Linked DNA regions of Homo sapiens: region 2 is linked to region 1. A link is a loop called in an ENCODE intact Hi-C map of the cell type or tissue named here. Cell type or tissue: right lobe of liver. All regions are shown on one strand. Each heading gives the region's core, and the rest is flanking DNA. Links, peaks and the distances in the headings are about the cores only. Region 1 overlaps ZAP70 (zeta chain of T cell receptor associated protein kinase 70). Region 2 overlaps INPP4A (inositol polyphosphate-4-phosphatase type I A).

Region 1 (14,532 bases), core at 1,738-9,737:
GGGAATTAAGTGACGCTGAAAGAGGTCCTTCCATGTGGTCTTCTCGGAGCCTTTAATGTGCTTTTCACAGCATTTGAAACTGTATTTGACCCCTTGACTCTTTTTTCCTTTGAAGCATGTTTGGGGAATCTGATCTCTCTGGAACAGCTGTAATCTAGCACTGCCTTTACCCAGGGAGGCTGGGTGAATGGTGGGATTCCAGGCAGGTCCTTCTGACCAGGCTCCAAGGCTTCCTCCCATCATCCTCCCAGGGCCTGGGCTGTGAGTGTGGGGCAGGTGCCCCGTGGCTGCTCTGCTGTGATCTCTGTGCTGTGATCCAGGGGCTGTAAGTTCTGGGAAGGCCAAACTAGGATCTCTGAACTGTGAGCTCAAGAGGAAGCTGACTGGGGTCAGCCTAGGGAGAACCATAGGCCAGGCTTGGGGAATGAACAGGCTCACTGGGGACTGAGGGACGCGGCTCCTAACCCAAGTCCTGTCCGTCGGGATGGCCCAGGCAGGTCGAGGGCTGGGGTGGGTCTCATGGTGGGTGTGTCTTCTGGGAGGGCCACGAGTCTGCAGGGACACAGCTGAGAACAGAAACATTTGATCCCCTGCCTGGGGTCTGGGGTCACCCCGGGGAGCTCTAGATCGGTGCAGCTCACTGACAGCAGACACTCCGGCTAGCCGCTGCGTGGCAAATGCTCCCACCTCTTGCCCCCGGACTTTTCATCTCTGCCACCTCTGCCCACCTTCTCTGGCCTCCCCAGCATCTCTGGCCATGGGGTCCCTGGGAACTTGGGCCCCATGTTTTACTAGTGAGGACAGTCCAGAAAGGCCCCAGGGGTGGAAGAGGAGGCGCCCACCACCCGACCTGTGTGTGTGGGGTGGTGCTTGTGATTACCGTTGTCCTTGTGGGCAGTGGGACAGGGAAGCTGGGACGCAGCCGAGATGCACAGGAAGAGAGCCTGCCTCTGGGACTCCTTAGCCTCGGGTCATGGATGGCAGCCCTGGGCTGGGCACTGAGCCTCCCTCATCTCCTCTTCTGCCCTAACCCACTTCTAGCTACCCAGGCTGCACCTGCGGCCACGTGGGGAGGAGCTTCTCAAACTGTGTTGGCGACAGTTTCCTGCCACAGCTTCCTGCCCCAGAGACCAGCTTTGCTACTCTGCACCCATGGTCCTTGGACAAGCCCTCAGTTTTCTGCCTCATCCTGCATCCTCATGCTTTATGGGAGTGGCTCCATGAGTCTTCAAGGATGGGCTGGCTGGGTTGGAGAAGATGGAGGGGAGAGGGAAGGGTGCACTAGGTGGAGGGTGCTGTGTGGATGAAAGTATGAACATCCATTTGAAGGAAGGCAAGTAGCACAGCTCAGCTGGGGCAGAGGGCTGGGGAGATCCAATGCAGTAGCCATTAGGGTCTTGAGCAAGGGAGGCCTTGGGGAAGAATTGCCAAGGAGCAACTTGCAGACTCTGGGGCTCAGCTCTGTGGAAATAGACTGTGAGGTTCAGCCAGCCACAGGCAGCATGAGCATGCCATCTGGATCTTAGGTTGGTTGTATTAATGGAAACAGTTGGTGGAGATCAAAGGAGATGATGCCAGCACCAACCGACCTCAGTCGGGCGAGAGATCTGGGCTCTGGGAGAGGTGGGTGTGGCAGCATGTACAGCTACTGACAGGATGACCCAAGTAAGGGGACGGGGGTGGGGGAAGGAGAGTGAGCAGGATGGTCAGAGGGCAGAGGCAAGCCAGGGAGTTTGTGAAGGACCAGAGAGGTCTGTGGGGCTCAAGCAGGAGGGAGGAGTCATAGGTGTCGGCCATTCAGGGGGCCCAGGATTGAGGAGGTCACAGAGTGCTTGTCTGGTGCCTACAGACTGCCAGGGGTGCTATCAGTGCTGGAGAACAGCCTGGGGGGGGGGCGCAGACCAGGTCTGGCTGAGAGGCTGGGAGTCAAGGACATAGGGACAGGAGTGTAGACAGCCCTTAATCACTTTTCCTATTTTCATTAGCATTTTTAGTGTCCATTGTGTCTGTATCTTCCAGTTCCTTTCCCCCTTAATTAAAAATTTGGGGTATAATTTACATGCAATAAAATTTTTATATCATTTTAGTGAAAAATTCTGAGATTTGACAAATGCATACAGCCCAGAGACTACCACCACATCAATCAAGATACAGACTATTCCCCCAAATTCCGTCCTGCCCTCTGTCGTCACTCCTTCTCCGGCCCCCAGCACCCAGCAACCTCTGGTGCGTTTTCCGTCCCTATAGTTGTGTGTGGAATCACACAATTCGTAGCCCTTGGAACCTGGTTTCTTTCATCCAGCCTGAGGCCTTTGCGATGCGTTTGCGGAACTGCGTGTCTCCGTATGCTGTTCCACTTACCGCGGAGTAGAATTCCACTGTAGGCATGTCCCACAGTGTATCTTATTCATCTGTTGGGAAACATGTAAGTTATTCCTAATTTTTGGCAACTGTGGCTAGTACGGCTATAAATGTTCCTGTGTAGGTTTTTGTGTGAATGTAAATTTCCATTTCTTTAGAGTGAATACCTAGGAGCCTTCATGGGTTTTTTTGTTTTGTTTTGTTTTGTTTTGTTTTGAGATGGAGTTTTGCTCTGTTGCCCAGGCTGGAGTGAAGTGGTGCGATCTCGGCTCACTGCAACTTCCACCTCCTGGGTTCAAGCGATTCTCCTGCCTCAGCCTCCTGAGGAGCTGGGACTACAGGCGCCCACCACCACGCCCGACTAATTTTTTTGTATTTTTAATAGAGACGGGGTTTCACCATGTTCGCCAGGCTAGTCTCAAACTCCTGACTTTAGGTGATCCGCCTGCCTCGGCCTCCCAAAGTGTGGGCCACCGGGCCCAGCCATTAATTTTTGTATCTTAATGGAGACGGGGTTTCACCATGTTGGCCAGGCTGGTCTCAGACTGCTGGCCCCATGTGATCCACCCGCCTTGATCTCCCAAAGTGCTGGGATTACAAGCGTGAGCCACTTCGCCCAGCCGCTTCATGACTTTTTAAAAACACTCTTGTGGAATGGTGACCTTTTTCTCCAGGTGGAGCCACAAATGCAGTCCCTTATGAATCTCTGGAACACCCACCTGTCTGTAACTGTTGGGACATCCAGGACCCCCCTCAAGCTTGGCCCTCCCAACCTCACTGTCACAATCAATCGGGTTACAGTGCAGATCCTGGCCCCTCCTCTAGCTACTCTGACCCAGACTTCACCTGATTCCCATTCCAGTACCTTCCTTTCAGCTCCAGAGCCCATCTCTGGACACCCAGGGCAGAGGGAGCTTTCACAAAAGCATTCATTTTACCCCTTGGTTGCATTTGCATAACTAAGAAGGGCACTCAAAGTCAATTCTCCAATGCAAACTTATGCCTGAGTAGCCTTGCTGGGCCTATGTTAGTAGAGAAACAACTCAGAACCGCTATGGAGAGGTATTTTTTCCCAACATTCTATGAAAACTTACAAATATGCAGAAAATAGAAAGAATTAACTGTACACCAATAACTCACCTGCTAGATTCTCCAGTTTATGATTTGCTATAATTGCTTTATCACATACAGTTGATCAACACTGCGGAGTTCTTATTTGTGAGTTTGCCTACTTGTTAAATTTATCTGAAACCCTAAAACCAACATGGCACTTTTGTGGTCATTCTCAGACATACAGAGTGGCAAAAATATGAATCACTCGATACACATTTTCCCACCGAGGCTGCACAAGGCAAACACTCTCATGCTGCAGATAAGTGTCTTTTTCATGTTCTTTTTTTTTGAGACAGAGTCTCACTCTGTCGCCCAGGCTGGAGTGCAATGGCGTGACCTCAGCTCACTGCAAGCTCTGCCTCCTGGGTTCATGTCATTCTTCTGCCTTGGCCTCCCGAGTAGCTGGGACTACAGGCGCCCGCCACCATGGCTGGCTGATTTTTTTTTTTTTTTTTTTTTTTTTGTATTTTTAGTAGAGACAGGGTTTCACTGTGTTAGCCAGGATGGTCTTGGTCTCCTGACCTTGTGATCCACCCGCCTCGGCCTCCCATAATGCTGGATTAGAGGCGTGAGCCACCGCAGCCGGCCAATCTTTTTCATGTTCTATTTGGTGGTGCCACATATTTTGTTTTTTTATTTTATCTTTTTTTTTTTTGAGATTGCTGTCTCGCACTGTCGCCCCAGCTGGAGTGCAGTGGCAGTGGCGCGATCTCAGCTCACTGCAACCTCCGCCTCCCAGGTTCAAGCAATTCTGCTTCAGCCTCCCGAGTAGCTGGAATTACAGGCACCTGCCACCATGCCCGGCTAATTTTTTGTATTTTTAGTAGAGACGGGGTTTCACTGTGTTGGCCAAGATGGTCTCGAATGCCTGACCTTGTGATCCACCTGCCTTGGCCTCCCAAAGTGCTGGGATTACAGGCGTGAGCCACCACGCTCGGCCTATTTTATCTTTTTAAAGACAGAGTTTCGCGCTTGTTGCCCAGGCTGGAGTGCAGTGGCCTGATCTCGGCTCAATGGAATCTCCGCCTCTTGGGTTCACGAGGTTCTCCTGCCTCAGCCTCCCAAGTAGCTGGGATTACAGGTGCCCGCCACCACCTCTGGCTAATTTTTTGTATTTATGGTGGAGACGGGGTTTCACCATGTTAGCCAGGCTGGTCTCGAACTGCTGGTCTCAAGTGATCCACCCGCCTTGGCCTCCCAAAGTGCTGGATGACAGGCATGAGCCGTTGCACTCGGCCTCACATATTTTGAATGTTTGTGCTTTTTGTTGGTGATTTCAGTGGTTGACATGGCCCCCAACCATAGTGCTGAAATGCTATCTAGCATTCCTAAGGGCAAGAATGCTGTATGTGCCTTATGGAGAAAACATGTCAGATAAGCTTATAGTTATAGTGCTGTTGGCTAAGAGTTCAATGTTAGTGAATCAACCATGTCTATTAAATAAGGTGCCTTTAAACAGAAACTCACAAAAAAACAAGGTTATGTCTTGATCAGTTGATGAAAATGTAAACAGTTTCCTAGGAACCTAACTCTGTATTTCCCCTAGGAGGGATAGTTCTATATTGCTAATTCAGTGTTTTCGTTGACTTTATAGAACTGCAGAGAATGACAGAAATCAACTGTGTCTATCTGGCTGTCTATCCTTTTATCCATCCCTCTCGCTCTGTTCGTCCATCGGTCAGTGTTATTTTTGGGATGCTCTCAAATTAGATTACAGTCCTCAGTTCCCATCACTCCTAAACATTTCTGCAAGCAGATCGTTACCTAGGGTTCAATATTTTATGTTTCTTTTTTAATTGAGGGAGGGCAAATACAATGGAATGAACACATCTTAAGTGTACATTCTCTTAGTTTTCGGAAAATCAGACACTTGCATAACCCAAGCCCTGTGAATATACAGGACGTCACCATCACCCCAGAAAGTTGAGGGCAGGCAATTTTAAGTTATCTGCCTTACCAGATATCCATCTGTCTAAATAGCCTTAATTCCTCCTCCCCTCAATCACACGTTTTGTTTAATAGCTGTATCAGAGTTCACTTTGAGATTAAACCCTAATGCATTTAACCAGTCCCCTAGGGATGGATATTCCAATTAGCGTATGCTCTGTAGAAACTTGCCAAGGAAGGCAGAGGGCAGGGCGAGGGGTGCCTGCTAAGGCCGAGGGGAAAGGGTCAGCGGAAGGGACAAGGGAGGCTGAGGGGTAGGGCCCTTGGGTGAGCAAAGCTGGGTGCGGCCTCAGGGCCTCTGCGCATGCAGTCCTCTCTGCCTGATGCGCTGTCCCGCGCGCTTTTTGAAAAGTTGGCTCCTCCTCCTTCAGCTCTCCCTTCAAATGCTAGCTCCTTGGAGAAGGTGACCATCCTAGCTAGAGCCACCTCTTCTCTCTCTTAATGTCACTCCACTTATTTCCTTTGTAATGCTGACCTCAATCTGTAATTATTATTTTTGTTTCTTTCTCAGTTTATCTCACGGCTCTCCCTCCTTAGAGTGTTGCCTTCGGGAGGACGGGGTGGGACCGCGCCTGCCTCAAGCGTGCATATCCCCAGCACCGGGCCTGAAACACAATAATTCAGCACGTGGTTGGGACATGAAGAGATGGGTACAGGTGTGGGTGCTTGGGGACCAGTTGGCGTGCTTGGGCGTCCACATAATGTCTCTGGAAAGTCAGATGGGGGTTTGGGACTTCTCGATCTGTGCCCAGCAGGCTGCGGCTTCTCTCCAGGTTGACTCTGGCACAGAGCAGGCTCTGCCCCCTTGGCGAGCTCAGTCTGCGGCACTGATGCCCTCCACTTGGCGTCTCTCGCGCCGTCTTTGGGCCCAACGCACCAGGTTCAGGAAGGCCCTGACGTGCCTCCGACCCTCTGTGAACCCGCAGGTTTCGGGAGGCCCAGGGGCGATGCCAGACCCCGCGGCGCACCTGCCCTTCTTCTACGGCAGCATCTCGCGTGCCGAGGCCGAGGAGCACCTGAAGCTGGCGGGCATGGCGGACGGGCTCTTCCTGCTGCGCCAGTGCCTGCGCTCGCTGGGCGGCTATGTGCTGTCGCTCGTGCACGATGTGCGCTTCCACCACTTTCCCATCGAGCGCCAGCTCAACGGCACCTACGCCATTGCCGGCGGCAAAGCGCACTGTGGACCGGCAGAGCTCTGCGAGTTCTACTCGCGCGACCCCGACGGGCTGCCCTGCAACCTGCGCAAGCCGTGCAACCGGCCGTCGGGCCTCGAGCCGCAGCCGGGGGTCTTCGACTGCCTGCGAGACGCCATGGTGCGTGACTACGTGCGCCAGACGTGGAAGCTGGAGGTGAGAGCGCAGCCTGGGGCGCGGGGTCTGGAGGGGCGTGGCCGAAGAGGGGCAGTCGAGGGTTTTGGGGGGATAGGAGGGAGGAAAAGGTCGTCTTCCCCATTCAGTCCCCTTTGGAAGCTGGAGAGGTGGGGCACTGGTTGGGGAAGAACCTGAAAGGAGGCCTCAGAGGCAGGGGCTCCGTGGTGGCGGTCGCCTTCCGCAGGCTGAGCGATGCTATGGTGCTCTACTATGCCAGATGGGAAGGTAGAGGGACGCACTGGGCCGGGCGAAGGCGAGGCTTGGAATGGGGGCGGGGCTGAGAGGAGGGTGCGCGGGGCTAGGGTGAGCCCTTAGGGTAGGGTGGCTGTTGGGGAAGATGGGCAGTAGTCGTCCACAGCCTGAGTGACACCACCATGCACAACTACCTGAATTAGGTCTTCAAGCTGGAGATGCGCTTGGGGCCGCGCTGGAAGGTGGGGGTGGTTCCTCCCTAGCTGGATTGGGGAGGGGACCACGGAGATGGCGCGGAGGTAGTCCTCGAAAACCTGCCTAACACGCGCTAGGGACGCCTGGGTGGGGTGGGGAGTCCTCTGGGACAGGGCTCCCGGAAGGGGGTTCCTGTGGCGAGCACTTGGCCACACCTACAGACCTCCTCGCCTCTCCTTTTCTAGGGCGAGGCCCTGGAGCAGGCCATCATCAGCCAGGCCCCGCAGGTGGAGAAGCTCATTGCTACGACGGCCCACGAGCGGATGCCCTGGTACCACAGCAGCCTGACGCGTGAGGAGGCCGAGCGCAAACTTTACTCTGGGGCGCAGACCGACGGCAAGTTCCTGTATGTGGGGCCCGGGATTTGGGTGCGGTGAGGATTGGGGCTCGTTGGCAGGGATCCTGGGGACTGGGGCAGACGTGAGTGTGCAGTTGGGCCGTAAGGGTGTCCCTGTGCTCACATGTGCAAGTGGGTTGTGTGTTTCTGATGTGCAAAGGGACTTGCACATGGGGAAGTAGAGGTAGTGACTAGGAAAGCCTCCAGACTCGGTCCCTTGGCCTGGCTTGGAATCCCGCTTCCGCCACCTGCTGGCTGTGGCCCTTGGGCAAGTAGCGGACTGTGGTTGCCTGCCTCAGTTTCCCCTCCTTCAATCAACAAATATTTACTGAATACCTACTGTGTACCAGGCACTGAGCACACGGCAGTGAGCCAAAAAGACACAGTGCCTGTCCTCATGGGGCAGGTAGACAAGAAAAGGAATCAATAAAATAGAGACCCTGTCAGATGGTGGTAAGCGCCGTGTGTGCAGGTGGGGAGGCGGTTGCAATTTTAGATTAGGTGGTCAGAAGAGGCCTTCCTGAGAAGGTGACTTCTGAGGAAGGGAAAGAAGCTGAGGAGTGAGCTGTGCAGCTTTCAGGGGGAAGGGTGTTCCTGGAAAATGCAATGGCAAGTGCAAAGATCAGGAGGCAGGAGTCTATTTGGCGTGTTCCAGAAACATTGTGGAGGCCATGTGCCTGGAGCTGAGTAAGTGAGGGGGAGAATGGGAGGAGGTGAGGGCAGGGCGGGGACTTTAGCTTTTCCCCCAAGTGAGGTGGGATCCCCGGGAGAGTGTTGAAGCAGCCCCCTCTAACTGTCCTGTGGTTGACAGCAGTACCTCCCCTCAGGATCCTCTATGAGGATTACATGAATTAATACGTGTGAATCGAGAGTATGGTAACTGACATAGGAAAAATGCGGTAAATGTTAGCTTTTATATGTGGGTGAACGTGCGTGTCTGAGCCACAGCTGAGGCCATGTAGCTATTTGTGAGTTTGTTAATGTGAAAAAAATCTCTGAAAATCTCTTTTTAAAACTCTGCTGAGTGTTTGACAGCCCTGCTGGGGCTGTTGCTCTCTGGTTTGGACACGGGATCTTTTCTGTAACAGATGGTATCCAGGTGCAGCTGAGGTCACTCAGGCCTCAAGACACAGATAAATTGGTGCTGCCTCTTTCCCATGACCTCAGGAAGCCCAGTGTTTTCCCCCAAGAAATCTGTGGGGACAATTCTTGGGCCTTCCTTCTCGTGAGTGCTTCTTGGCCTGAGCCCCTGCCCAGCAGATCCCTTGGGTCATCTGCCTCCCCCAGGGCTGTTTCCTCTCCTGAGGTCAACCCACTTGGAGGAAATGACCACATCCCTTGATTTTCCTCACCCATGTGAAGTTTCTGTAGATTGCCTGCAGGCCTCTTGCAAGATGCAGCTCCCTCTCCAAGATTCTGTTGTGGGCTGATAAAATAACTCTTTTCACCCTACCATACAGATTCAGATTTAGGCTGTAAATTGGAGTGGAGTTTCCAAGGCTTCTGAGGGAGCTCTTAGATACATGTTGCACGTAATACTCAGTTGCCGGCACAACTTCTGAACAGGACAGGGCTGTTTTCTCTAAGAGGAAACCTTTGCATTTGTATCAGTTAGCTTTTGCTACATAACAAGCAGCCCTAAGATTTATTGGCTCAAAATGACAGTTTATTGCTCTTCATGATTCTGTGAGCTAACTAAGCAGTTCTGGTTTGGGTCATCTAGGCTGGGCCTGAATAGGCTGGGATGGCCACACTCACATGACTGGCCATTGGCTCAGTGTCACCTGGGTGATGGGGATGAGCTGGCCCAGTGCAGCCATCATCCAGCAAGCTAGCTGAAGCTTGTTTGTGTGGTGGTGGTGCAGGGTTCCCAAGATCAGTCAGAGAGGACAGGGCAAGTTCAAGCCTTTGTTTGTGTAATGTCACTGATGTCCTAATGGACAAAGCAAGTCATACGACCAAAACCAAAGTCACTGTAGGGAAGGGATTCCTTAAGGGAGAGGAATGCAGGGAGCCATTTTTGCAAACGGTTGGTCGTAGGATTGGATGAAGCAAGTTGTCGTGAAGGTATGGGCATTGTGAACATGGGTGTTGGGGGCTGTCTCTCTTTCCTTTTGGACTGTCAGCCTGAGGGCAGGGCCTGCCCTGCTGCATCTGGAGGGCTCCATCTTGCAGTACATGGTGATGGCTGGTCCAGGTATTACCCACCTTCCTCCAGATGTTGCATCACCCCACCCCAGGTGTGACCCTCGCCAAGATGTTAGTAATGTTTGCTCCCACGTTCTCACATGCTCATATCCCCCTCGTCCATTACATGCTACCCCAGGTGCCTGAGAGTCCAGGGGCTCTCCCCAGGCTGGACACGCGAAGAAGGCTCTAAACCCTTCCTATTGATGTAGCTGATTCTTTCCTTCCGTCTCTGCTTTCTCTTTCATAAAATGTAAATTCATCTGTCTTCTTTGATTTTATAATCTGAGTTTCTTCTCTGTTTTCCCCCTACATCCCCAATGTAGCTTTTCATCCCCACCATCTCTGCCTCTCTTCTGTCTCAGTTTTCCTTTCTTCTTCTCTCTTTCCCTCCCCACCCCCATCTCTCTTCCTCATCTTGCACTCACACACACACATACAGGTCATGATTCTGCCACTCCAATGGCTTAAAAATTTCCCCCAGATTCCCTAAAGCCTCCTGAGAGTGGCAGAGGATTCTAGGGGGTGGGAGAGTGAGAGAAGGGTTGAGCAGGTGGGATTTGGGCCCCTGTTCCAGCTTGAATGACGACAGCCGCTCAGCTTTGATCTGTTTGCTATCTTAGGCTTCCACACACAATGTTGTGTGGCAGAGGTTTCACTGCCCAAAGGAAAAGTTCAAACAGTTTTTGTGTAACACAGCAGAGCTCATGACAGGCTTAGAGTCAACCAGTCTGCTGAGATTAGAGGAGTCTCAGGAGAGCCAGGGCCAACAGCTTTAAGCAGCTGTCTGTGCATTGCATATCAAACTGGCGTGCAGTCTCCCAGGCAAATAGGACAAGCGTTGGCGGTGGGAGGGTGTGGCTAGGAAGGAGAGATGCCCAGCATCTGGGCACAGCATAGAGCGTGTGGCTGGCAGTGAGGTCCACAGCTGGCACAGTGGTATGAGGACAATGACTCATTCTGGGTAAACGTCAAGAGACGAAGCAGCTACAAAGAGCCAGGCTCCTGGAAAATTAGGCAAGGTACGCTTTGGACAGAAACTGTGAGAGCTTCTTCTTGTGGTTCCTGTAGTCTATAACTGCTTTCTCAGGGCTTGGGGTGTGAGAGAAAGACACGTGCTACTCAGGCCTAGAGTGAAGACCAGGACCACGCCTACCATTGATCACAGTTCATGGTTGCCGAAGAACAGATTTAATTGTACCCAGGGCTGTGCACTGCCAATGCTGGCTTGTTTCTGTGTTATTGGCAGCAATTTTATGGAACCGGCTGATTCGACTTTAAAAGAAACTTGTCCTGGAAAGGGCCTTTAAGAGAGTACATTGTCAAGTGTTTCTTTTTTTGAGACAGAGTCTTGCTCTGTCACCCAGGCTGGAGCACAGTGGTGCAATCTTCGCTCACTGCAACCTCTGCCTCCCGGGTTTAGTGATTCTTCTGCCTCAGCCTCCCTGAGTAGCTGGGACTATAGGCGTGCACCACCACGCTTGGCTAATTTTTGTATTTTCAGTAGAGACAGGGTTTTGCCATGTTGGCCAGGCTGGTCTCGAACTCCTGACCTCAGGTGATCCACCCGCCTTGGCCTCCCAAATTGCTGGGATCACAGGCGTGAGCCACCGCGCCTGGCCTGTCAAGTGTTTCTTATCCTCTCCTGGACTGCAGACCTCTTTGGAATCCTACTGACTGCTCCTTTCACAATCCCCCAAAGCATATTCACCTCAAAGACTTTGCAGACAGTTATATGAGATCATGGTTGGTCCTGAACCTCGTCCTTAGAACCCTTTTCAGGTCAAGAAGTTATGATTTAGACCAGTTACCTCATTTTATACATAAGGAAACCGAGGCACAGCGAGGATAAGCAGTTTATTCAGGGTTTCACAGATAATCTGTGACAGAGCTGGGTGTTAGTCCTAGGTAGCAATTAACTGTAGAGTCAGAAATGCATTTGAATCCTGGCTCCCCCTCCTATCTCTTACCAACTCTGCAATTTAGGCAAGATACATAATCTTGTGCCTCAGTTTCCTCATCTGCAAAATGGAGATAACAATAGTGCCTACTTTGTGGGGAGTGCTGTGATTATAGGACAAATATGTGAGGAATTTAGAACCAATATCTTAATAAATAAATTGTAGCCCTTTTGTTTTGTTTTGTTTACAATCGTGAACCAGAGACAGATGTAGCTCTTATAGGTTCTATGTATTATTTTAAGAGCAGAGATACAAGTTGATTTTTTAGCCTGTACTTCTGGCTTAAGTGCAAGTTCCAACTGCAAGAACAAAGAACTGCCACTACCTAGCATTTTTTTTTTTTTTTGTAAATCAAGTAGAACTTATGGTACTGAAATATATGTGGTGATAACACCAATGTCTTAGCTTTTGTGGTTATTATCTGGGAATTTGCAGCTGCTCTTTATGAACTCACACATCTCTTTCCAAAGAGTGTATTGGTTAGCTTTTGCTGTGTAACAATGTGCTGTATTCATACCCTGAAATGTAGTGGCTTAAAACAATGGTCATTTACAGCCAAGTGTGATGGCTCACACCTGTAATCCCAGCACTTTGGGAAGCTGAGGCAGGCGGATCGTCTAATGTCGGGAGTTTGAGACCAGCCTGGCCAACATGGTGAAACCCTGTCTCTACTAAAAATACAAAAATTAGCTGGGCATGATGGTGGGTGCCTGTAATCCCAGCTACTTGGGAGGCTGAGGCAAGAGAATCACTTGAACCCAGGAGGTGGAGGTTGCAGTGAGCCAAGGTTGCACCATTGTACTCCAGCCTGGGCAACAAGAGCAAAACTCTGTCCCAAACAAACAAACAAACACCGATCATTTATTCACTCTTGTTTTGCTTGGCAATTTGGCTGGTTGCTTGGTAATTTGGGCTGAGTTCAGCTGGGTGCCTCTTCTGCTGGGTTTTTGAGCTTACTCATGTGGCCACAGCCAGCTGGAAGATTGGCTGGAGCTGGATGGTCTCTGGGATGGCCTCACTCACATGAATGGCTATTGGCCACTCATGTAGGGTGCCTTGGTTCTCCTCCATGGGCCTTCTCTAGCAGGCTAGCTTGGACTCATTCCCATGGTATTTGGAGAGCTGCCAGGAAAAGCAAGAGAGGGCAGGCCAACCTCAATGTTCAACCATTTTTCAAGCCTCTGCTTGTGTCATGTTTGCTAATGTCCTGTTAGCAAGGCACATGGTCAAGCCCTGATTCAGAAGACAGAGGAGGAGGCCCCACCTATTGATGGGAAGAGCTCCCTAATATTGTGGCTGTTTTCCCCCAGTATTCCACATGGAAGTTTAAATAAACAAATAAGGAGGAAATTATTAGTTCTAGAAGAAAGAATGAAAGAGACAGACAGACTTGGTGGCTCACGCCTGTAATCCCAGCACTTTGGGAGGCCGAGGCAGGTGGATCACGAGGTCAGAAGATTGAGACCATCCTATCTAACACAGTGAAACCCCATCTCTACTAAAAATACAAAAAATTAGCTGGGCGTGGTGGTGTGCACCTGCAGTCCCAGCTACTTGGGAGGCTGAGGCAGGAGAATGGCATGGACCCAGGAGGCAGAGCTTGCAGTGAGCCGAGATCACGCCACTGCACTCCAGCCCGGGCTGTGGAGCGAGACTCGGTCTCAAAAAAAAAAAAAAAAAAAAAGAGACAGAGGAGGGGAGATGGGAGGTTTGCTGTTTGCTGGTGAGTGGCTTGGCATGGAGTCTCTGTTGTCAGTTTAAAACTTCAGGTTGTGACCCTTAGGAGGTGTTTTCACTTCTCACAGTCCCTGGAGACCATCACCTCCAGGCCAGCCTGCCACCTGCCTCTGACTTCCACAGCTCTGAGACCCCCAGGGCCAATAGCCCTCCCTCCTCACTGGAAAGCTGCACTTAACAGGAGCTTGTGCCAGTGACTCAAAATAGAAATGTTTTGTGGGAGATGTTGACTGGTGTCACTGCGGGGTTTCACGTGACGGCGCTGCATCTGCTGTCCCAGCCTACTGTCTCTGTGGGATGTTTGTTTCCTAATTTGTGGTGGGTTCTCTTCCTTGCCCTTTTGTGTGCCCTCATTGCCCCCGCCCTGATTTCCCATCTCTCCATGTTATCTCCAGACTGTTGTGGGCTAGCCTGGGAACTGCCCCACCCTTCACTGCACTGTACTTCGGGGAACGTGCTGTCCAGGAATGGAGAGGATGGTCACAGCTGCACCTCTCTCCCTCACTCAGGGGACATTTCCTAAGGAAGGGCCTTATTGCAAGGTGGGCCCATGGCTGCCTTGCTCACTGCCATATCCCTGCGCTGAGAACAGTGCCTGGCCTGTCAGTAAAGACTTGTCCAGTGAATGAACATCCACAGGCAGGGCCAGGCCTGGTCTGAGAATTTGCACCTTGGAGGGTGCAGCTCGCAGGCCATCACAAGGGCTCTTCTGTAGTGCAGTGCAATCCCTGAGATCAGGAGTCGGCTGCTTCCGGCCTCCACAGCTTCCACGGGGCCAGCTGCCCTCCCTCCTCACTGTAAAGCTACACTTGACCCTGCAATAGAGGCTTGTGCCAGTGACCCCAGACAAAACTGTTGTGTGGGGGATGCTGACTGGTGTCACTGTGGGGCTTCATGCGAGGGTGCCGGTGTCTGACACTAAGTTGGTCTGTGTTGAGGGGGGATGTGTGTACTCAGGGCTGGAGCGGATGGGGGGACAGTTTCTTACCCCACAAATGCACCACCTTTGAGGGGCTCAATTCCCATCATAGACATGGAAGATTTATATATTTATATTGACAAAATTCCAGCA
Region 2 (15,772 bases), core at 4,341-12,340, 760 kb after region 1:
AGTAAGTTTGCCGCAGCCCCCTAGCCGCCAGGAGTGCCCGAGAACCCCTGTTGGGGCTGAAGTCACAGACAGCACCGTGGAGTTCGGGACTGTAGCTCTGAAATTCTGCCACAGGCCAAGCAAACTGCCAGGGGTGTGTGGTCTGGGGTGAGGACTGATTGAAGAAGTAACAATCTTGGATGACTTTGAAAAGCTCTGGGAGTTGCCATTGACTGTGATGTTGATGCTGGGAGTGTGCTGGAGGGCCACCTGTCCTTGTCCCTCTTTTTGTGCCCCACAAGGAGGGTGTAGGAATCAAGAGTTTCAGCTGGGCATTGGTCTGCTCCAACAAGGCCTCTTTTTGATCTCCCATGTGACTCCATTTTCTCGTTCTCTCCTGTGGCTGGGCCTGTTTCTGCCTGCCGTGGAGCAGAAGTATGGTCCACATGGGTGGAGACCTACAGGGGCCAAGGAGGGCTGGGCCTTGAAAGTGATGAGCTTGAGTCCCTGTTGGGGTCCGGGGTTGGGGGAAGGGCACAAGGTACACAGCTGGGCTTGACCCAGCCCTGCTCCTGGGAGTTCCCTCAGAGAGTGCCCAGAGCAGAAGAGTCTGTGCTGTGAGCACACCCACGGCAGCGTGCACAGACTCGAGTCCCCCAGCAGATTCTCTTGGCTGCCCTGGATGGAGATAGGGTGAAACTCTGCTGGGGAGAGCACAGTCCAGTGGAGAAGCCAATCTGATGTGGACAGATGAGCTCTGTGGCAAGTGTCCAAGGAACCAGGCTGGTGGTGCAGATGTCTGTCCCCTTCTGCTGAAGTGCTCTCTCTGTCATGCAGCTGTTCTTCATGTGTCCTCTGTCCTCTGGAAGATGACTTCCTGAGGGAGAGGCCACAGCACATATGTCTGTGTCCCCTCCCCTAGCCCCAGCCCAGGGCTCACTGAGGGTCTGTGGTGGGTCTTCAAATCTGTGCATCCTCAGTAGGAAGCATCTGCAGAAAGGAGGAGTGAGGTTTGAGAACCTGATATTCTCCTCTTACAGAAGAGGGCATTGGGGCCCAGAAAGGGCAGTGACTTGCCCAGAGTCTTGCAGCTTAGCTGGGGCATGGCTGGCTGTGGAGTCCAGCCTCCAGGCCTCCCTCTCCATGAGGTGCTCTTTCCTGCTGCCCTGAGCTGCACTTCTGCTTGCCACAGTGTGGGAGTGCCCTAGGCAGGAGAAAGGAGTGTATTGTAGGTGCAGTGTAGAGTGAGGAGGGCAGTGCGGGTGCAGTGTAGAGTGAGGAGGGCAGTGTGGGTGCAGTGAAGAGTGTGGAGGGCAGTGTGGGTGCAGTGAAGAGTGAGGAGGGCAGTGTGGGTGCAGTGGAGAGTGAGGAGGGCAGTGCGGGTGCAGTGTAGAGTGAGGAGGGCAGTGTGGGTGCAGTGAAGAGTGTGGAGGGCAGTGTGGGTGCAGTGGAGAGTGAGGAGGGCAGTGTGGGTGGAGTGGAGAGAGTGGAGGGTAGTGTGGGTGCAGTGGAGAGTGTGGAGGGCAGTGTGGGTGCAGTGTAGAGTGTGGCGGGTAGTGTGGGTGGAGTGGAGAGTGTGGCGGGTAGTGCGGGTGGAGTGGAGAGTGAGGAGGGCAGTGTGGGTGGAGTGGAGAGTGAGGAGGGCAGTGTGAGGACAGTGGAGAGTGAGAAGGGCAGTGTGAGGACAGTGGAGAGTGTTGAGGGCAGTGTGAGGACAGTGGAGAGTGAGGAGGACAGTGTGGGGACAGTGGAGAGTGTTGAGGGCAGTGTGGGTGCAGTTGAGAGTGTGGAGGGCAGTGTAGGTGCAGTGTAGAGGGGCTGACACCGTGTGGTGGGCCACCTGCTTCCCCTCCTTACTCTGGGCACTGGCCATGATGGGTTACAATGTGGTCAGGGCCTCTCAGGAGGTGCCACTCAGTGAGTGACCTCACCCGGGCCAGATGGTGACCATAAGCCGGTTGCTACCTCTGGAGTCTTGGTGGGTGGGCGGATGGCACCCAGGGTCACACAGCATTAAAAAGTGGATCCAGGCCTTTAGTATCTTGATTTTCCACTTCACCAGGTGATTGCATGAAAACATGTTGGAAAGGTAATACATGTGATTGGGGAAGATAAGTTTATTTACTGTGGGACATTTTCATAACTTCTGTTTGAGGGCATTACATATCTCACATAATTACATGCTATGAAGGTATTACCTTTGGTCTCATTCAAAAATTACAAAGTGATATATCGAGAAGAATCACCTCTCCCACTTTGCCTTCCAGTTCCTCTCCCCAGAGGCAAGCAGTTTGCCCAGCATTTTTGTGAGCCCTTCGGGGGCAGTCTGCCATATACAGACATGGACGTTTTCATACCCTCTTTCTTCTGGAGTGTGCATTCGTTTGAGCAGCTTGTTTGGAAAGCTGTATATGCAGGTTGTGAAGTCACTTTTGGTTTTGATTTCAGCCTCCCATTCTTTCCCTTTCTGCATTTGTGGTATCTAATATCACTTTGACAGCCTCAAGAGCGGCCTGTGTGTGTGGGTTTTGGTGTCCATGGTGCAGTGGGCGAGGGCCACCCGCAGCCTTCCCAGTGCTTGGTGAGGCCCAAGAGTGGATTTTGTTTTTTGAAGCAGGATTCTTACACAAAAGGACATCTCTGAAGTAGTTGGGGTTGGGAGCTTGCTTTTTGCTCTATTGTGTTGTCTTCTCTATAATGTGGAATATCTTAAAGATCCAGTTCCACCTGTGCTACGAAGAGCCCTGGGTGGGATGAGCCCACGCTGGCACCACATGGCCGCTCACCCCACAGGCATTATGGGGAGAGCCAGAGCAGGTGAATGGCCTGCCCGGGCCCTCCTGCTTGGTGAGTGACAGACAAGACCCAAACCAGGCTTCTGGCCCTAGCCCTGGGCCTTTGTTGTACCTTGATGCCCTGGGAGGCAGCAGACCCATCTCACCTGGGTGCCATCACCCTGACATTTGGCAGCCTCTCTTTGCAGATTGCCATCAGCATCAGCCTAAGTGAGGTGCAGGAATTTCATAGTTACAGGTTGGTGTTTTTTAAAAAAATTCTATTTCATGGATAAAAACATCTTCAAATAAGTTTTCTTATGCACCAAACCCATCTGGGGCCCTGGGGGATACAAAAGTTATTTTTAATTAATCACTTAATAAAAGCTTATTTGGGGCTCCTGCAGTGGCTCAGCTTTGTTAAAGATGAAGAGTTAAAGATGACTTAGGCCCTTCTCCTAAGGAGCTACAGGAGACAAGGGTGTACACTGTATCAGAAGTTTTTTTTCTTTGTGGCAACAGAAAGGGCCATGTCACAATAAGCAGAGGGTATTTATTTCTGTCTGGAAGTGGGTGAAACTTTACAGGGAAATTGCTGTTTAAATTGGTCATGTAGCATGAGTACAAATTGTCAAGCAGACAAGAACAGGAGGGGCACTCTTAAGTGGAGCGGACAGCTGAGCAAAGGCATAGAGAGGGCACTTGTGAGATGCTGTCGGGAGCAGCTTGTGAGTGTGGTACTTAGGAAGCTTGGGAGACAGAGGAGGGCCAGGAGATCCATCCTGGGTGCAACTTCATGCTGCATTCTGTGTGTGCCGAGAGCCACAGAGGGGATTTAAGCCAGGGAGTTATTAGCCCATTAGATTTACAAATTAAGAGAGACCTCTAAAACCCCATGGGCGGTGTTTCAAGTTCTGAGGTCATCTTTCTTTCTCAGCTATTTAAATTTGTCTCTTGACCAACCAGGATGACAGATGAGGTAGGAGAGGGAGCATAAGCCTTGGAGGAAAGCAAAACTATGGGTAACACAGAAGTAGTCAGAATATAGTGCAAAATACATTTAATCTGGCTGAAATTACTTGTAAAATTTAGCAGGACATTGAACATTTACAGATACTTTGTTTTTTTGCTTTAGGCGTCAGTATTACATTGCATGACCAACAATGGTTGTAGTCTCCTGCTGTTTGCTGGGGCATGCTGGGCTGTGTGGGCAGGGCTGGGGTTCAGCCACCCTCTCCCTTCTACCTGCTTTTCTCACCTGGGGTGGGGGCTTTGGGAGGAGGGGAGCAGTACTACCCATAGTGGGCAGGGATGGGCCTCTGGGGCGGGGGGAGCCTGTGTGTCCACCTTGCCTGCCACTAATTTTAAATAACAGTGTGGAATGCTGTTATAATGGTTTTTATTTTAAATTTTTTTCCACAAATGCACTATCTTCTCATTTTTTTATCAAGGCTAATCTACAAATGTTTAATCCACCCACAGGTAATCCAGATTTGATGCAGAATTTTACTGAAATCAACTCCAAATAGCTTTGTGGTAACAAGTCTTTGCAATGTGATTTTGCCTATGTTTTTCTCCTTAATGAGTCAGACTTGCCACATGAAATTTTTACCATCCCAAAACTTTTTGAAGAATTTAATTAGAATGGGTACATAGGATAATGAAGATTCACATTGTAGAAACTTTTAAAATTTGAGTTTCGATTGTTCCTGGAATTTTAATTTCTCTTATTTGGTGCTAGGTGATTCCCAGTTTTAGGGCCAGGTGTTGCCAGGACACACAAGCCAGTGATAGTTTGACTAAGCTTTAGGGTTGTATATTAAAGTAATGCCTGGCTGGATGCCCAGTCAAACTAAGACATGCTAAGCTCCACATTTGAGCAGTAATGGCCCTGTTTGCTGTCCCTCGGGAGGGTTCACACCCAGGAGCTCAGAGCAGGGACTTTCTCCTCCAGGGTGGGCCCCTCGCTCTGGGGAAGAGCTCTCCTTCACCAAGCCCCCTTTAGGTATCTGGTCTCCAGCCACAGTCAGGGAGGCTCTCAGCTGGGGTGCTGGGACCCAGCCCTGGGGTGTGTGTGGGGAGGAGCCCTGCTTGGGGGAGGGGTGGCGCTCCTGGAGACCTCTCCTGGCTCAGAGGGGAGTGATGGGCATTCTGAAGCGTGTCCAGCAGGGCCCACCTCCCTCTGCGCTCATGGTTTCCACAGTGGTTTGCCTCATTCACCATCACCTGAGAATGGCCAAGATAGCCTTGCCTCCCTTCCTGTCTTCCAGAAATTCTCATGGGGCCCTCCAGCCCGTTCTCTTCCTGGCCTGTGACGATAGCGGGTTAAGTTTGTACTTTTAACAGTAATTAACCTTCTTCAAGGCCTTGTTTGCCGTTATAAGTGTTCCCTGTTCTCTGGGTACTCACAGCCCCTTCCTTGCTGTCCTTGATCCAGCGGCATGGCCTGAGTGCCTCCATCCCCCTGTTTCTGGATGGCTAGAAGAGCCTCTGGGGTATCTGATTGTCAGATGGGCTTAGCAGGAGTGGTAGTAGTAATAGTGGCAAATACTTAAGTAGCATTTTTGTGCACTGGGCACATTTAGAGGGATTAAGTCATCTGATTCTTGCAGTAACCCCATGAAGTAGATGATTCTGTAACACCCATTTCAGGAGCAGGAGACTGAGGAGCAGAAGGTGAAATGAGTTCTCCCTGGGGACGTGTAGCGTGGCGGGTGAGCGGCAGTTGGGGTTGGAGCCCGGATGGTCTGGCTCTGGGGCCATGCACAGCATGCTGTGTGCAGCTCCCCCGCCGTCCCGTCTCCCTGAGCTGCCTGCTTCAGGCACGCTTCTTGGCTCTTTGTCCTGAATGGTGTGGTGGTACAGCTTGGTCTTCCTGCCTGGTAGGGAAACCATAGCCATGGGAGTCCTAGTACTGAGCAAGTGACTGTTCCTGACCCGTTTCCAGATTCTAGGGGCAGCTTTACAGCCTTTCTCTGAGATACTTGGACACCATGTTACCAGACCACAGCCTAACAACAGAGGATGAACCAGAGCCTCAATGTCGGCGAGTCTTGGGCCATTTTGGCTGTTGATTGCCTCTCTCCTGCCCTGTATCTCCAGGAACTGTCAACGTTGGTCTTGTAGAAACTGCTCTCTCTTTGTGAGTGAACAAGACCATGGCTGTCTCAGTCCCTCCGTTAGTGACTATCCTTGTTCAACCCAGAGTCCAGGAGTCTGATGAACAGAGGCTTTCTCCCTCTACCTCACCCTGCCTTTTACCTCTCCCTGCCCTGTGTGGGTCTTGCCCAGGAGACAGCGGTTGGATGAGGGAGGAGAGGCTAAGGGCCCCTCTAATGTGGACAGCCTGGGCCCTGCTGTGGGAAGAGAGCCACATGGCATGGATTGGAAATGGAGAGGGCAGAATTTGAGTCAGGAGGACCACCAGCAGCCGTGCTAGCTCTTGAGGCCTAGGTCTTCTGGCCTTTAAAATGGGACTGGAGTGGGAGGTGGATTCAGTGCGAGTGCAGTCCCTGCGGCCTACAACCTACTGTTATTGTGCGGTGCTGGTCTCCAAACTCCAGGTCTATTTTGTAGCCTATTGAGGAACTGCCTCTGATCTCCCTAAAATAGGATGTGCTATTTTGGACACTGCCGTAGGTGGGAGGGATGTGTGTTTAAAGCTAAAATAGAGCGCACTTTAATTTGCGGGTGTTTCCTTTTTCTTTCTCAGCCACACTGTGTTTAAGTCACAGTGTCCTCCCTCCCACCCAGGAGCACAGCCTCAGGCAGGCCCTGCTCTTGGTGGAGGCCTCGTCATGACTGATGAGGGAGGTGGCCACCAGAGAGGAGGATTCCTGTCGCTTGGGACCAGGACTGCTCCAAGTCCAGGGAGCTTTTACAAGGCTCTGTTCCTGGATGGCTTCTCTGCCGATCTGAGGTCCAGGGTGTGAGAAGCTGAGCCAGCCTTGCAGTCCAGCTGAGTGCCTCTCCACCAGACCTGCGCTGCTGTTAGAGTCAAGGCGAGGCAGGGCTGTGGGGGTAGGGGTGGCAGAGCACACCCCTGATCCCTAGTTAGTGGAGTTAACTCTGGGCACTCCCTCCCCCGACTTTCTTTGCAACAAATCATGGTGATCTCTTTTGACCTTTTTGATGGTTACCAATGTGGCTGTGAAGAGGGTCCCTGCCCCAGCTGGGGAGAATAGGGTGAATGGGAGTAGGAAGGTTGAGGGGGTGAGGGTAGAAGGGTGTGATGGATTTCCGAGAAGGTTGCAGGTATGTGTCTGTCCTATTCTGTCCTGACTTACTCTGCATTCAGTTCTAGCTGAGCATGAATGCAGCCCGCACCCATGACTTTCTGTGGTGGTGCTATTTTTCTGTTTTTTGAAAAGAAAGAGGTCCGGTTTTTTTGTAGATTGTTAGGACTTAACTGGAAATAATTGTGTAAGTCTTCAGGCATCTTTCGAAGATGGCAGGCTAGAGATAGCTACTCCAACTTGAATGCCTAGCAGTCACCTAGAAGACTTGTTCAATGCAGATACTGGGCCCTACCCACAGGGAGTCAGCCTTCATAGGTCGGGCACTTCCTCCCGGCTCCTGGGTGGTACTGCTACTGCCAGTTCACAGACCACACTTCCAGTTGCCCTAGAGTGCTTGTTCCTGTTCCACTCCCCACTCAAGATATTATTCGCTGATTTTTATCACCTTCCCCAAACTAGGCTACTTATTTTGGTGCTAATTGGTGGCACTTCTAATTTTAGAAGTGTGGGGAGGTGCTCCTGTCCCCATTTGGCTGCAGTGGTGCTGATGGGGGGTATCTGCTGTGCCTTGGGTGGGAACTTCTCCTGTGTGTGCTTCGTGAGATATCCCGAGGCTACCCTACTTTGATGAGTTGAGCAAGGTGTCTTAGAAGCCAGGCGCTGACTGCTCTATCATAATTAGAAGACAGTTAGCAATAAATACATAGTCAGTGGCATCTCTGCATGGGGATGGCTGGTTTGAAGCAGCTTGCTCCAGCCATGGGAAACAGAGTTTTGACCCTACTATTTATGAACTGACAGTGTGGGCTGCATCAGGATCTTTCCAGGTATGCCAGGAGGCACAGAACCCACGTATAACCTGCAGCCCACAGTTTCTGTGACACAGAAAGTGTGGTCAGGTGCTGGGAAATCATTGTCTCATAGATAAAACATCTGACACGCACCAGCTTTTCTGAAACAACTAATGGTTGCAAATGGAATTCGGGGTACACAGGATAGCAACAGATTTCTTCCTGTCCTTGAAGAAAACTGTCTCCTTTGTCCCTGTTTGACCAACTTCGATTGAGCTGGAGCCCTTTGTGCCTGGCCCTGGGCTGTCCCTTCTGTCAGGGTCTCTGTCTGGTACAGGGGTCAGCTCTCCCTTGGGCTGTGCACTTACCTAAAACTGCCTCCCAGACACCTAGTTTGTGACTTCCTAGAAAGCCTGAGACAGGAAGCTATTTTCTTAAGGCTTTAGAAACTGCCCCCAAACAGCACAGAATGGCAGGGTCCTGCCCCCAGGGAGTGCTGCTTGAGGTCTGTTTCCTGCAGTCAGGGCTTCCAGCCAGCTTGCTGTCCTTGCCAGCACCTCCTCTGCTGCCCGCTAGACACGGAGCCTCTGGCTGACACCCTCCCTGCCAGCCCCAGAGGCCTGCCTTCTCAGCCTCTGCTGAAACTAAAGCTTTTTTTCTGTTTCTGTAGGGCATTGGGTGGAGCCTTGCCAGGGGCTCCTGGTTCTGACTGTCTTGGGTGGGTGGGGAACTCAGCCCTGAGAGGTTGGCTCACTGAGCATTTACCATATGCTGGGCATTGGGCCAGATGTCTGTCTAGGATCAGTTTATTAATCCCCAGCTACCTGATGAGGTAATTATTATTCATTTCCATTTTGCAGAGGAGGGAAGGGATGCTCAGAGAGAGGTGGAGTGACTTACCAGATTTTTATCTGGTGCCCTATCATATGCTCTTACGACACAGAGCAGCTTTTTGCTGTAGAAAGGACTGTCGTCATTTTACCTGTGTTAGGAACATCATCACTGACTGTGGTTCCCCTGCACTGACATTCTGGGCATTAAGGGCTGAGTCTGGGCTCTTTCTCCTATGGGTGTCTGTCCTCTCACTTGGCCCCAGGCCTTGGTGACCCTCTGTGCACTGAAGGAGTAAATGACTGAGGTGGCCAGCTAGCTCCCGTGCATTTGCACACATGGTCCCTCACTCCTGGCCCCCATCCCTTGCCAGGCAGAATGTGCCCGTCTCCAGTCCCTTGCATTGCTGGCAGCCTCAGACCGGAGAGCACTGAATCTTCCACTAGCCTGTCTTCTTGCCAGCTGCAGCCCCAGGGCGCGTGTGTCCGTCTCCGCAGCCAAACTCCCCCTGTGCTGGCCTGTGGAGGGTGAGTGGGGGGCAGGGTGCCGCACACTCTGGACCCTTCCAGCCCCAGGAAGGAGTTGTGGTGCTGCACGTGCTCCATTCTCACATGCTTCTCAGGCTGCAGGCTGTGCATTACCAGTGTGCAGTTTAGGAAACTGAGGCCCAAAGAGAGCAAAGCAGCACCTGGGGACTGACCTTGAGTTACACAGGTGTGCTTCAAGTTCTTCTGCTAGTTACCTTTCAATGCCAACACTGGGGAGGGGGTGTCCTAACAAAACATAATTTAATCAGAGCACTGTGAACTTTTCCTGCATCTGACACGTCCCTCTCAAGGTGGAGGGTGTCACCACCTGCTGCCCATTGTAATCCCTCACCCCACAGAGAGGCCAGGAAGTGAACAGGAGACTTGGAGGAATGTGGACCTGGTGTGATCCTGTGTGGAGCAAGGATGTCTTCCTCTGAAAATTCCCTGGGGGGAAAGAAATGGCATACATTTCCTATACCAGTGGGGGCTTGGTCCCTTGGCACGCATAAATCGACCACTCTTGGCAGCCAGAACCCTCGCTCCTCCAGTTTTATTCTGGTTGCCTGTGGCTCTTGGATAATCCTGTGGTCTCTTTGGGGTGCTGGTTTCTTTAGGGAGCTGCATTTGGCTTAAGGCTGGCATATGTTTTAGCTATCTGAAGTGGTTTTAGATATAAAGATTCAGTGACAGAATTCTCTATATAAAATGATTATATCACATTGAGCCTCAGTAACAGATTAATGGGGAAGGAAGGATTTATTATGTTTCCAAGTGATCCAATGTGAGCAAGCAGGCTTTGTACCAGGGGAGAATTCTAAGTGCTTGTCCTCCCTGTGGAATTGTGTTTTGCAGAATCCCAGGAAGACAGGGAGGCTGTGACAGCCTGTAAATGTGATGCTCAGCTGGCCTTGAGTGTCAGCTAGCTTGCTGGTCTTCAGGGTGCTCCCTGTCCACGCACCACCTCTGGCTGGGCTTTCCGTTCTCTAGTGAAAGGTTTTCTCAGCAGCACCTTTGCCTCTCCTTCTCCCTTCATTACGAGTTTGCCATGTTGGAGTTGGATTGTTTGATGTCTTGTCCTGGCTTAACAACTCAACACTGTGTACTTTAAAAGCTCCAAGTTTAGGCTCACACCTGTAATCCCAGTTTTTTGGGAAGCTGCAGTGGGAGGATCACTTGAGGCAAGGAGTTTGAGACCAGTTTAGTTGACAGAGTAAGATCCTGTCTTTAAAATAAATATAATTTTTTAAACTTGAAATTTAAGCAGAAGCCACGTTAAAGTGGCACAGCAGGTGATGTGAGGGACCCTGTTGGGCCACCTTGCTGTAAAATGTTTTCTGTATCCTGCTTTTTTCCTCTTTGCCTTTACACCTGTGGTTCCCACATTATTGGGCTGAGACTCTGGAGATCTGGGTAAAATCCCATCCTAGAGGGACAGCAGGTTAAATCACTTTTCCTATCTTGGCCAGCTGTGGTTTAGCTTATTGGCACCAGTCAGAGCAGGGCCTCAAGGGATGTTAGGATTGGTTGCACCTGGTTCAGAATATGGGGCCCTGCAAGGAGGGCAGTCTGAAGAAGAGTGGGATTAAAAACGAAAGCAGCCAACAGAAAGGTGGGCACCTAGAGGCAGGTGCAACTGGCTGTCCTGGAAAGCAGAGAGGGGCAGCTGTGGGCCTCTGTGCAATGGCCCCTCCACTTGTCACACCTGCCAGAATGGAGGTGTCTCCCCAGTGGGCCTGTCACAGGGAGGCCAGCGACCAGCCAGTCAGTGCTGACAGTAGGCAAGTGTGGTTGACATCCAGGGATGAGCCTCTGAGCAACCCTGGGATGTGATGCAAAAAGATATATGTGTCCTCTTGCATTTAAGAGAAATGCAAAGCTTTTGATCTAAGCTTACACTTGAAAAAATTATACTTACATTGCTTTTTTGAAAATAAGTGAAAGCATAATAGAGGTTGAACATCCCTGATCTGAAAATCCAAAATTTGAAGTACTTCCAAACCTGACACTTTTTTAGCACTGACATGACCTTCAGAGGAAATGCTTATTGGAGCATTTTGGATTTCAGATTTTTGGATTAGGTGTGCTGAATCTGTACGTATATAATGCAAATATTTCAAAATCTTAAAAAAATTCCAAACCCTAACCACTTCTGGTGTCAAGTATTTCAGATAAGGGATACTCAACCTGTGCTAATAATGATTTTGGCATGTACTCTATAATAATAAAATGTTTATTAGGCAGTCCTTTATGTGAAAAATGATAGGAATAACAATACAGTGAATCGCAACTCAGCTTTAGACATTTTCATGACCAATACACTTGAAACTACATATGCCTTCCCACCTTCTCTCTAGGTTACCATTACCCCAAATTTGCTTTTCATTTTTTCCATTCATCGAATTCTTTGTGTTTTGTGACCCAGTCAGTCCTACTAGTTTTCGTGCTAGGAGACAGGAAGCAAGCATTGCTTAGTTTCACTCTTGTGATGCTTGTGGTCAGAAACAGGTATTTCTTGAAACTGGGCTTGTGGCTGCAGGGCTGCCCCAGGCGGGGCAGAGATGGTCAAGTGCAAGGTGGGGCTGCTGTGGGGCCAAGTCCTGATGGATCATGTTCCCCCCCGGTCTTGTCTTTCTAATGTCTTGCTGCATGTGGGATCTGTCGCCACTGCCAGTGGGAAGGGCAGGCTAGTCTGTGTCCATCTTTGTTGCAGAGTTGGCTTCCTTCAGGCAGGTTCATCCTACACTGAATGTCCCTGTGGTCCATGCCTCAAAACACCTCATCATTAGTATTACTTCTGAGCCCTGCCTAAACATAGCAGCGTGGACCAGCTCTCAGTCCTTTCTCTTCCTGTCCCTACCCCACCTTCCTGTTGGCTACTCTGCTCCCATGGATGGTTGAGAGGGAGACCCTCTTCTGTGTGGCTAGCCAAGGTTGCACATTGGCTGCACCCAACAGATGGACTGCATCTGTAGTCAGTCTAGTGAAGTCCGGTCTTCCTCTCCACCCTCTTGCCTGAGCCTCCACCTTTGCATAAAGAAGCTCCTGCACCCCCATCCCTCCTTGCAGATGCCCCTGCCCACACCCCATCTCTTCACATAACTGAAAGATGGCTGGTTCTCCCAGAAGAGCCAGAGGCCTCTAAATGGAGTGAGGTCCTTTCTCTGCATGTCCTGTCTCTCTCCAGAGGTGGGCTTGGAATCTCTTTCGCTTTGACCGGTGACTACCATCCCCTCCACTCCTGTCCCTCCCCTGCATCACTCCATGTTACCCCTGGCCCCAGAGGTCTCTGAGGTCCCATCACCTTCTGATGACTCTGTCTGCAGGGATGAGTCTGTTGTTACTGAGCCGCTAGCCTTCAGCTTCCTCTCCCATGGTCATTCCCGAGGCTGCCCACTCCCCCTAGTTGCCCACAAGCCTTATGAACTCCCATCTCCGTTCCTCCTGTGTGGCCTGTTCTGGTTCCCTCTCCTCCCTGTCAGGCTCACTGTATCTTTGTTTCCCATGATCCTGCAGTCAGGGAAGACCAAGCCCCAGTTACTTTCCTGATGAGCTCAAAGTCCAGAATGCAGTCACGTGACTGGGGTGGGAAGCCATGCACAGGGCCCTGAGAGGGTGTGAGGGATTCGAGGCAGCCTGTGGAAGGAGAGCCCTTCCAGCTGAGATGAATTCAGCCCCAGAGAGGCACTAAACAACCTAAGGATGGTACAGTTCCCCAGTTATTAAAATTTTGCATACTTACTATAAAGGGTTTAGTAAAACATAGTCTAGAGGAAGAAAACCAGAAAAGCATGATGTGTCCATCTCCCAGTGCTTAACATTTTTATACGTGTTCTTTTCCTCTCTCCCACTCCGCGTGAGTGCTTCTATGTCTTTATATTGGTAGATCTTACTTAGAATCTGACTTTTTCGCTTGTCAAGTTGTCATAAAACTGATTTCCATTTCAAATGTCTATATGGTATTCACATATGACGGAGCCATTATTTACCATTTCCCTGACAGGCTTGTAGGCTGCTATTTAATCTTTCAATTTATGGTATAAAATCCTTTATAGTACAGGTAATGCTGCAGTGAGCATCCTTGTCTGAGATCCCACCGAGAGTAGTGGCTTCAGTCTTCCAATCAGTGGCTTTTCTCTCACTTGGCTGGCCTCTTGAAGCGAACAGAGTGTGTGTGTGTCCTGGTAGCTGAGTAAACTCCAGCTCCGCACATCTGCTTGGCGGGGCGGTTGGGATCTAAATGAGTGTGACCTCAGCTTTTGTGGTAGTGGAGACCATCCTGATCATGCAGGGTCCTTGCTGCTTGCAGGCCCGTGGCTGCTGAAGAGCTGAAGAAATGTTACTTCTTTGTAAGAAACATTTTAGACTGAAATAAAAACCTGTTATAATCATGCGGTCTGGTTGCAGCGTGAAATATGTTCACAGTCTAAGATTCAGGTGAAAAGGCAGGATGCCAAATCTTGTGTACTTGCTGATCTTATCTGTGTAGAATATCCAAGTCAGAACTGATTTTAGTTAAGGTATCTGTGGGGGGTGGGGTTTCCCTCTCTATATTTTCCAAGCCTGCAGTAAGAGAACTATGGCAATCATCTTTCTTTTTAACATATCCAGCTTACTGCCCTAGGTTGGCCACAGTCAGATTTCTTGAAAGCCCCTAGGGCTGGGCGCAGGTGTCTGGTTGTCCCTCCGAGACTCAGGGCTCACTCTCGCTTCGGGAACACTAATGCAACTCTTCTGGTGGTGAGAACCCAGCTGAGAGTTCCTTTATTTTGTTGATTTCAGGGTGTAGGTATTTAAATATTTGAAAGTATTTTGATTTTTAAATGAGATGTGTGGGAACTTTTTTGATTCATCACCCTTGGAATGGTTACAGAGTTTTGTTTTTATAATACAAAACTTTCTTGAGGTGAATCTGTGACTGAGAAAATAGACATCTATTTGAAATATCGTGTCTAAAGTACTAAAATATTGCTGGTTGCTAACCACTTAAATTGAGTATTTTTCTTCATAAACATTAAGTTTTATTGAAAGAGTTGCTGTGATTTCCAGACACTCTTCTTTACTGCTTGTTCAAATAAGGGGAGGGGGCCTCCAGATGAAAAGGTTAAACTAGAGTCAGGCCTGCTTGAAAGTTTTGAGTCAGGACCTTCAGTGGGAGATTTGCCAGAGTCCCACACAGTAGGGCACAGGCTACTGCTTCCTTGGGTCTCTGGGAGGAGGTTTCTCCTCTCTATAATGGAAAGTTGGATTTCTAGCTTTTTTTCTGGATACTTCATGGGGTACTGTAATTGTGTTGACTAATTGATGCTCTTTCCTGGAGTCTCACTCATTAATTGGGCCCATTTCTATGGAAGGCACAAATATTGTAATGTAAGAATCAGATATATGCTGGTGATGCTGTGTGAAGCAGCAGAGCTGCTGTGAACTCTCTGGGGTCCCAAAAGTCTAGGAAGTTTGGAAAATCCTCTTCCTTGTCTAGGCCTGTGCTTCCCTGTCCTCTCTGTTTGCTTTGCTTCCTCTGTCTTTCTCCTTTCCTTGCTCTTGGTTATCTTCTGAAAGATGAGGCTTCACTTTTCCACACCTTCCTGACCCTCCCTGTCCCCAAAGCAGCGATGCATCTGAAATGGCCTAAAAAGGCGTGGAAACCCAGGGGTTCCTGTTCTGGCAGAAGTTCCTCAGTTGCCCACAGGGCCTGAGGTCTGGGGTGAGGAACACCTGGTCCAGATCAAAGAGCTTTTAGGGTGTGGGGCTGGATTTTTGCATACAGGTTACATCAGGAGTCCAGGAGTAAAATTAATTCTTAGAAGGCCAGATTACATAAAAGGCAAGGCAGAGAGGGTTCTGCAAACACTAACCGCCTCTTGGGTGTCTGATGGTACTCCTCTCATGGCCTCAGCCTGGAGGGAGCTGATGTGGGAGGAATCTGTGGGCCCTGACCTGGAATGCTGCACAGTGGCCTCTGCCAGTGACAGGGGCGGGCAAGGCTGAGTCTAGAAGCAAATGCCAGCCCACAAATGTGCAGTGATTGGCGCCTACAGAGGCCAGGGATAGCTAAGTACTGTGGAGATATAAAATGTGGCTTACCATCCTTGCTCTTAAAAGAAAAAAGGGGAAAAAAAGCAAAGACTAGTTGATTCAGAGCTAAGGTTGCTTGTTAAATAAACTTTTAAATTTTAGAATAGTTTTAGATATACAGAAAAGTTGCAAAGAGTGCCTGAAGTTCTCCCATATGATACCTCCTGCCAGGCTGTTGTTAACATGTTAATCACCATGGTACATTGTAGTGTGTTAATTGTAACCAAAATTGATACATTATTCACCAAATTCCATGTTTTATTCACATTTCCCTAGTTTTTAACCTAATTGTCTTTTTCTGTTCTGGGATTCTATCCAGGATACCATGTTATGTGTATTTGTCATATCTCCCTAGGCTCCTTGTGGTTGTGAGTTTCTCAGAATTTCCTTGTTTTTGATGACCTTGACAGTGTTTAGAGACAGAATCAATTTTTATTTTATCTTATTTATTTATTTTTTTTGAGACAAGGTCTTGCTATGTTGCCTACACTGGTCTCAAACTCTTGGACTCAAGCAATTAGCCTGCCTCAGCCTCCCAAAGTGCTGGGATTTCAGGC

The links. A loop is a pair of places that touch in the nucleus more often than their neighbours do. Peaks named below come from ENCODE experiments on the same cell type or tissue, not always from the same donor. Only the 100,000 strongest peaks of a DNase experiment are listed, where the experiment ranks them.
Region 2: it touches region 1 in a loop (6-fold over the local background); 2 of 110 quality-filtered maps call a loop at or near these places.

The regions. Positions count from the first base shown.
Region 1 is chr2:97,717,669-97,732,200 of GRCh38, forward strand. It overlaps ZAP70 (zeta chain of T cell receptor associated protein kinase 70), which reads left to right. Exons shown (of 14, transcript NM_001079.4): 3 at 6,348-6,770; 4 at 7,424-7,584. The coding sequence starts at 6,369. Among named protein-coding and RNA genes, the nearest start is that of ZAP70, 11 kb to the left of the region's middle. RefSeq lists enhancers at 1,167-1,316, 6,605-7,195. In right lobe of liver, for the core only: no CTCF peak of the experiment used is centred there; no DNase peak of the experiment used is centred there; H3K27ac peaks cover 264 bases; H3K27me3 peaks cover 193 bases.
Region 2 is chr2:98,471,740-98,487,511 of GRCh38, forward strand. All of the region lies in intron 1 of INPP4A (inositol polyphosphate-4-phosphatase type I A), which reads left to right. Among named protein-coding and RNA genes, the nearest start is that of INPP4A, 35 kb to the left of the region's middle. RefSeq lists an enhancer at 11,490-11,609. In right lobe of liver, for the core only: no CTCF peak of the experiment used is centred there; a DNase peak (open chromatin) is centred at 8,342.